Regions from separate parts of the Mus musculus genome. Here all the other regions are linked to region 1. Evidence: chromatin loops called from intact Hi-C (ENCODE). Cell type or tissue: left cerebral cortex. All regions are shown on one strand. Region 1 has its middle 8.1 kb from the start of Gm40441. Region 2 has its middle 7.4 kb from the start of Gm51264. Region 3 holds the start of Six1 (sine oculis-related homeobox 1).

The links. Peaks named below come from ENCODE experiments on the same cell type or tissue, not always from the same donor. Only the 100,000 strongest peaks of a DNase experiment are listed, where the experiment ranks them.
Region 2: a loop joins it to region 1, with 3 times the contacts of the local background. A loop is called at or near these places in 4 of 42 quality-filtered maps.
Region 3: a loop joins it to region 1, with 3 times the contacts of the local background. A loop is called at or near these places in 5 of 42 quality-filtered maps.

What each region holds. Positions count from the first base shown.
Region 1 is chr12:72,851,254-72,853,753 of GRCm38, forward strand. No RefSeq gene overlaps it. Among named protein-coding and RNA genes, the nearest start is that of Gm40441, 8.1 kb to the left of the region's middle. In left cerebral cortex, no CTCF peak of the experiment used is centred here; no DNase peak of the experiment used is centred here.
Region 2 is chr12:73,037,258-73,039,757 of GRCm38, forward strand. No RefSeq gene overlaps it. Among named protein-coding and RNA genes, the nearest start is that of Gm51264, 7.4 kb to the right of the region's middle. In left cerebral cortex, no CTCF peak of the experiment used is centred here; DNase peaks (open chromatin) are centred at 1,289, 1,512 and 1,668.
Region 3 is chr12:73,045,261-73,047,760 of GRCm38, forward strand. It overlaps Six1 (sine oculis-related homeobox 1), which reads right to left and starts at 1,452. Exons shown (of 2, transcript NM_009189.3): 1 at 607-1,452. The coding sequence starts at 1,166. It overlaps Gm51264 (predicted gene, 51264), which reads left to right and starts at 625; the gene lies at 625-688. In left cerebral cortex, a CTCF peak has its summit at 1,442; a DNase peak (open chromatin) is centred at 1,481; H3K4me3 peaks cover 1,178 bases.

The DNA of each region.
Region 1 (2,500 bases):
TCAGCCTTCTGCATCTTAGCATTAAAGACAGGTGCTATCACGCTCGGCCCTCTTGCCATTATTTTCTATACAGTATAACAACTACTTAGACATTGTATTAGTTATTATAAGGAAGCTAGGGGATTCCAAAGCATACATTAGGATGTATGAGTAATATGAAACTCCTATGCCATTTATGAGGTACTTGAGTATCCAAGGTTTTTGGTATCTGTGAGAGAGAGACATACAACCTCCCACTAGGAAACTGAGGAACAAAGTTTCCACTGTGACATCTCTTTCTTTTCATTTTTCTTCTTTCTTTCTTTCTTCCTCCCTCCCTCCTCCCCCCCTCTCTCTTTCTCTTTCTTTTTTTCTTTCTTTCCTTTTTTCCTTCTTTCCCTTTCCATTTCTTTTTCTTTCTTTCTTTTTTTTTTTTTTTTGGGGGGGGGTTTTTTCGAGACAGGGTTTCTCTATATAGCTCTGGCTGTCCTGGAACTTATTTTGTAGACCAGGCTGGCCTCGAACTCAGAAATCCACCTGCCTCTGCCTCCCAAGTGCTGGGATTAAAGGTGTGAGCCACCACCACCTGGCCTCTTTCTGTCTCCTCCTCCTCCTCCTCCTCCTCCTCCTCCTCCTCCTCCTCCTCCTCCTCCTCCTCCTCCTCCTCCTCCTCCTTCTTCTCTCTTTTTTGAGATAAGATCTTGTTCTGTAGCGCAGGCTAGCCTGGAACTTCAGGGTGCTCTCAAATGCTGTGACTACCAACTTCATTGGCATTTTTAGGTATTAGCATAAACTTAGTTTAAAACTTATGTAGGGTTAAGTTTACTTTGAGTTTTGTAAACACAGGAGGGAGACTATGTTTGGAAAGAGAAATCATCCCAAAGACACATCATTAAGGGGAAGGGTTTTTCTCTTCTTTCTTTTTTTTCCGCTTTCTTTTCTTTTTGAAAATTGCTAATTGATTTTGGTAACACATTCATCGTAGAAGAAAAAGTGGGTATTTGGGGAGGGGGGCTAGTGGCCTGAAATTATACTTTCTTGTATTGAAAAAGGTTAATTAGGAATTGAGCTCAAAGTTAATTTTTTGAAGGTCAGCTGCTATGCTATTGGGTCCTGTGACCCTGTCTCAAGTAATCACAGTGCCAACATGCAAGTTACGGCTTTTCTTTCGCTTGATGACATAATCTCTTTAATTGGTGTCGGAAAGCCTGCCCGTGAAAGAACCGTGCAAAACACCTAGAGACTATAATTTTACTTTCCCCATTCACAGGGTAAAAGAAACAAGCCTTAAGAATGTACTAGAGACTCATTATGGCCCCTCGGTTGTCAACACAAAGTCCTCATGTTTCAACCAAGAGTTTTAGGAATGGCCAATTCTGCTTCCTTCTAACTTTGCCTGGTGAACTATTAACCTCTTTGGAAAGCCTGCTGAATGCTTCATGTCAGAGAGTCTCAGGGAGAAAGCTAAGAGGATAGTTAATGTGGCTTAAGTGACTGAACATCAACGTGAGAAGATAATGTTTGTAAAATTATTGTGTCTTCTCTGAAAGAGACTCTTCACGTGAGACCCTCTGCTCCCTGCTTTTCCACGGTGTCTTATGCGACTCATTCATAATCTTCTGTGTGTCATCTCCCGATCAGGGATTTTATTGTTTTAATTTTAATTTTAATTTTTTTTCTTTTTTTGTGGTTGTTGCTGTTGTTAAAGCATAGTATGATACCAATCATATATTTAAAATGGTAGCTCACGATAGGGAATTGGCATCTCTTCATTTCCCAAGGCTTTTTTTAAAGGAAGAGAAGATAAAAGTTACCAAGTTATCTGCTAATGCCATTGCAAGCTCAATTGTTCCACAGTAAGGTCTGTCAGTATTTCCACACTCCCTTTAAGGCTTAAATACTTCTCCAGACTCCAACTCACACAGTCTGAGGCCGCTGTCTGCCACTTGAAGCACTATGGCTTTCTCTTTTAAGAATGCTGTGGCGTTCTCTCAGCTAAGGGTTTCCCTCTCTCCGAGACAGTCACTAACCACATTTTCTTTAGGTAAGGGGCTGGCTGGCTTATTGTCTTCCTTTTTGCAGAAATATGGAGCAAACACTTCTCCCATCAGACTGCACGTGACGCTAGGCCAGCAGTTCTCAACAAGTGGATTGTGACCCCCAGATACCCTGCATATCATATATTTATTTACATTATGATTCATAACAGTGGCAACATTTCAGTTATGAAACAGCAATGAAAATAATGTTAAGGCTGGAGGTCACTATAACTTGAGAAATGGTATTAAAGGGTCTCAGCATGAAGAAGGTTGAGAACCGATGCTCTGGGTGGCTGTTCTCCCAGTCCCCACAGCAGTTTCTATACAAACACTCCACTCCTGTTTGTCTTTGAAGGACCATCTATGTTCCATGCTTGCATCCTTGGCCTCTAGAATGGAGACTGGCAGCAGAGGAGTGTTGAATGCAGGTGCCCTCAGAGTGCTCACTTGTTTATGAAAGTCGCTTTGCCCGAAAAAAATCC
Region 2 (2,500 bases), 190 kb after region 1:
CACAGAAGATATTCACCACACATATCTGAGAGCAGACAAAGGTTCAATTGTTTAAATGTCCTTTTCGCCCCATAGACAGTAAAATGTGCTCACATTCTATCTAGCTCAATCTTTTTTAAAAAATGACTACCTACTTCCACCTTTAAAGCATTCTAAATAACTTCAGCACTAGCCCTGTCTTCCTTATACTAACTAGGCTCATGTCTTAAAGGTACAATTAACTCTGCAAACAAAATATCGCAGAGACTGCCATCTCACTGTCAAAATGAGTGTTCTCTAACAACACTGCAAGTTTCTGTTTTCCTCTACTCCACACCAGTCCCTATCACTACCACACACAGGAAGCAGCACAAGCCAAGGGGAACGTCACCACATACAGATGCTTACAGTAGCATAATATTTGTATGAGAGCCAACCAAAGATGCCACACTTTGTTGTGTTCTTGGGTGAGACAGGGGTCACAACCCCATTGTCTTCTCCTGGTATTTAAACCACTCGGATGATTCTAGAGTCAAAATGGAAATTTTACCAAAGCGTGATCGAGCCTTTCCTGAGGGCAAAGGGGAAAAAGTTTGTGTGGAGAGGGTGGGGGAACAATGGAGTTTGTAAAAATACCCAAAAAGTCAGCCTCACAAGTCTGCTGCCCGCAGATCTGTAGATTATCAAGGACACTGAGATGTATTCTTTATGAATCCCACACTTGACATGTCAGTAAAGATGTGGAGTCTGGGACTCTTACTTAAATTCCACATGCACAGCATCTCAAATCCTGAAATCACCACCAATTCCCCACCTCCCCCTCAAAAGTTGTTTCTATTATAAATGAGTCATGGCATTTTAAAAGTCACAATCCTTTTAAACTCCCAAATTAAACGAATGTATATGGCATATTAAAGTAGATTTGGCTGTCAGTCCACCATGTTCCTGTTAGAGTCTACCTGTGTCCACCTCATAAAGTATTTATCTTTTAACTTTGAGGGAAGGGCAGCAAGGGGACCAGATGAATTCGGGGGTGGGGCATACATTTTTAGAGTGTATTGCACAAAGTAAAGGTACAGAGCAGAATCTCTCTGCTTTTCTTTCAATGGCAATCGCTACCGCTAACAATAAGGGAGAAGAAAGAGTCTCAGTGTCTTTCAGCCATATTTTATTTAATTACAATTGAGTGGCCGCTTCAGGCACACTGAAGTATGTGTAATATATAAAACTAACCCATTCTCCCATTTCAGTAAGACTTGCTGTTGATGTTTGGCTTTTAGTTTTCCTTTCTTTCCTACACTGTTCTGTTTGGTCATGGAGAATATTTTCGCTTTCCTGTAAAGAATAGTGAGTACTTTTCTAAAAAGCAGTGTGGGGTTGTACTCTACCTGCTGAGAAACCGGGTCTGGGCCATCCATTAACAAGTTAAAAGGAGATCTGAGGCAGGGATTGGAGAGCAGGCAGCTTTCCGGCCCCTAGCAGTCTCTTTTTCTTTGTTTTTAAACGCTACTGCAGTGTTGTTTCTCGCTGTCTGAAAGGAATACAGCGTCTAAAACCCTGATTGTCATCCTCAGTAGGAGAACAGGTCTCCAATTTCATCAGCTGGAACGAAGTTGTGTGTGTGTGAGTGTATGTGTGTCTGCGTGCGCAATAAAACGAGACCATTCCCGGACAGTGTTTTGTTTTGTTTCTCTGGATAAAAGAATAGCCAAGCTTTCGGACATAATTTTGATAATTTTTTTTTGTCCCTGGCTGGTCCACCAGTATTTTTTCTAGCTCGTCCCTCTTAAAGACATTTCCAGGTAGAGTTTGTAGACCCAGTCAGAGCAGAGCCTGGAGTGCTCAGAAGTGCCCTCTCTAGTGGGTAAGGTAATCCAACACACAGGCAAACTAGGAAACGAAGTCCTCCGATACCCTCAGTGGCTGAATGTTCCTGAGACAAAGTGGCCACCAATACTAGCTCCTCTGGCTTTGGACCGCTGGAGGGGGGTGGTCTAGAAGGTTTTAGAGCCTTCTGGGAGAAGGCTTTGGAAAAGGAACACCCCACCTGTGCCTGTCAATACCACCCACGTCTATAAAATCTGGCTAGAATGTGTACTTCAACCGCCAGAACCAGAAATGCTGCGCCCCTGGGCTGGTGCCTTTCGGCTGGGATCCGGGACTGGACAAAGGGAAGAGGGAGCTGTCCCCCGGAGCCACCCGACTACACTGTGGAAGCAAAGCGACGACTCTGCCCTAAGAGAAATACTTTGGAAGCCCGGGTACCTCTCCCCACCCGCAGAGATGGAGGCTAACTCCTAATTAGGCCACCTTCCTGATAGGCACTGCTTGGCCAGCGATCGGTAAGGCGTTTAAGTCACGGAGTCGAAGCCAAGGCTCCAGTCTAGTGGGAAGGGCCGCGGGGGAACGGACGGCGGGGCCGAGGCGGCACGGACCGAGCGGACTGTCCAGGGCGTGGTGTAAAAGCCCGGGGGCGCTGACACTTGCTCTGGGAACCTCTTGCAGCCAGGAAATCTACCCC
Region 3 (2,500 bases), 190 kb after region 1:
GGCCTCTGATAGGACACCCAGCAGCGACACCCCCAGTGTCCCCTTTCCAGGGTATTTCTTTTTACAAGACTCCTCCCTTTGTCCAACTAGCGCGAAATGAAGCAGAACTCTCCTCCATAGACTAGCCGGAGAGAATGAGCAGAGAGCCGGGAGGTACTGGGGGCCGAGCGTTCGACTCAGACCAGCTTCAAGACGGAGCGAAAGAGCGGAGGTTCGAGACCTTCCGCCGTACCGAACAGCTTCCCTCGCGATACCAAGCAATACCCCCGTTTCCTCTGATCTACAAACTCCCTGGCCATCCCTTCTCTTCGCCGGAGCCAGCCCGGAGGGCATGAAACAAACCCAACGCCGACCGTTCCCCACACTTTCCCTCACCAAAGAAACCCACGCGCGAGTGCTCCACGCAAACGCGACCCAGTCCCTAACAGGCAACCTCAAGAGTTCATGAACCTTCACAGCAGCGTCGCCGAGGCCGGGGTGCCGCCCCACGGACCTCTGCCGGGTGGCGGCGGGTAGGAAGCTGGTGGCGACGCCTGCGGGGGGCAGAAGGGAGCGAAGGGTGAAACTTCCCGGGGTCACCCGAGCCTGGGCAAGCACGCCGCGTACCTTTCCTTGGCCTCGGCGGCCCGGTCTCTTTGCCTCCGGTTCTTAAACCAGTTGCTGACCTGGGTGGTGGTGAGGCCGGTGGCCTCGGCCAGCTCCCGTTTCTCCCTCGGTGAGGGGTAGGGGTTGTGCGCGTACCACTCCCGCAGCACGCCCCGAGACTTCTCCTTAAAGCAGTAGCTGGTCTCCTCGCCGTCCCAGATGGTCCGCGGCAACGGGAATTTTCGGCGCACCCGATATTTGCCCACGGCACCCAGGGGTCGGCCGCGAAGTTTCTCGGCCTCCACGTAGTGCGCTTTCAGCCACAGCTGCTGCAGTTTGGGGTGATTGTGAGGCGAGAACTGGTGGCTCTCCAGTATCTTGTAGAGCTCGCGGAAGTTGCCGCGGTGGAAGGCGACCACCGCCTTGGCCTTGAGCACGCTCTCGTTCTTGTGCAGGTGATCGCAGGCGGGCAACGACCACAAGAACCTGCCCAGGCGTTCCAGGTTCCCTCCTTGCTGCAGAACTTCGCACACGCACGCCACTTGCTCTTGCGTAAAACCAAACGACGGCAGCATCGACATGGCTGGCGCTGCCGGGGCGCACGGGCCCGGGCGCACGCGGCAGTGAGCAGAGCTGGGAGAGCAGGGGGCGGCTGCCGCGGGGAGGGGGGCGCGGCTGCTCCTAACCCCCTCCCTAGCCTTGGCGCGGGCGAAGAGACCAGTCGAACCTCGGCGGGTGGGAGGCCAAGGAAGACGAAGAGAAGTAGGGGTGAGCTAGACTCCGAGTGGCTGGCGTTCTCTACAGCCTTCTGGGCCTCGCTGGCTCCCGCCTGCCGCCGGGTGGATGCTGCTGGTTGCCGGGGAACTTGGTTTCTGTTCTCCCCGCAGCGGCCTTAAAGCGCGCAGCGTCCCCGACACGCTGATTGGCTGCGAGCGGCGCCTATCCGAAGCTGGCCAGCCTGCGCGCCGCCCGGCCCGGCAGCAAAGCCGCGCCACCCTGCCGCCCCGCGTGGGGAGGGCGAAGCTACCGAGTGCTGCCTAGGATAAGAAGTGGTGGGAGGAGAAGGACCCGGAGAGGTGGGAAGTGAGGTGGGGTCGGGAGGAGGGAACTGGGGTGCTGAAAAGGGTGGTGACCAAGTCAGGACCTTGCGAAGCGGCGCCCTCTTTGGTGTCACCTAAGGGGAGCCTCACGCAGCACAAATCAATGGCTGCAGACGTTCTAATGACCCTCTTCTCCATATTCTTAGCCCTGTCTCTTGCAGTCTTGGCTTTTCCCGGTGAGCTCATATTTAATTACCTTAATGTTAAGATGAATAAATAATGGATTGATGAATAGCTTATGGAATGAGATAAATAATACAAAAGGAGACTAGGGTTCTGTGCTGCAAGCACTCTGAAAGTGGCTTCTTCCAGGTTTGGTTCCTGGAGGTGAAGACAAACCTAGCCCCCCACCCCCACCCCCACCCCCACCCCCCAACTCCTACACCCTTTCTCTTCCTAACTCCTAACACCTCCTAAAGGTCTCAAGGACTCTGATCTGGGCAACATTCCCCTCATTCTCAAAGTGCCTCTAGAAGAGGGATCAGAAGGGTTGACCCTGGCACTGTAGCATAGAGACACCAGGGCTTCATCTGCAATTTAGAATCTTGCTGTCCATAGACTTCTGGACTCAGTTTCCCCAGTTGTACGGTTGCGTTTTTTCAAAGCAACCCCTGCTACCGATGGATGCTGAAAAGCTTTACTTGCCATTAGCAAAAAAAAAAAAAAAAATTGGGGAACCTCATGCAAAAGGCGCTGAATGGGGTGTAAATTAAATAAAACTGCGCCCAGCTCCAATAACTGTCTGGTTGTAACATAATCCTTGCCCTGCTCTGAGAGGGACACTGCCCTCTAAGCTAGAACCACAGTGGCTCCAA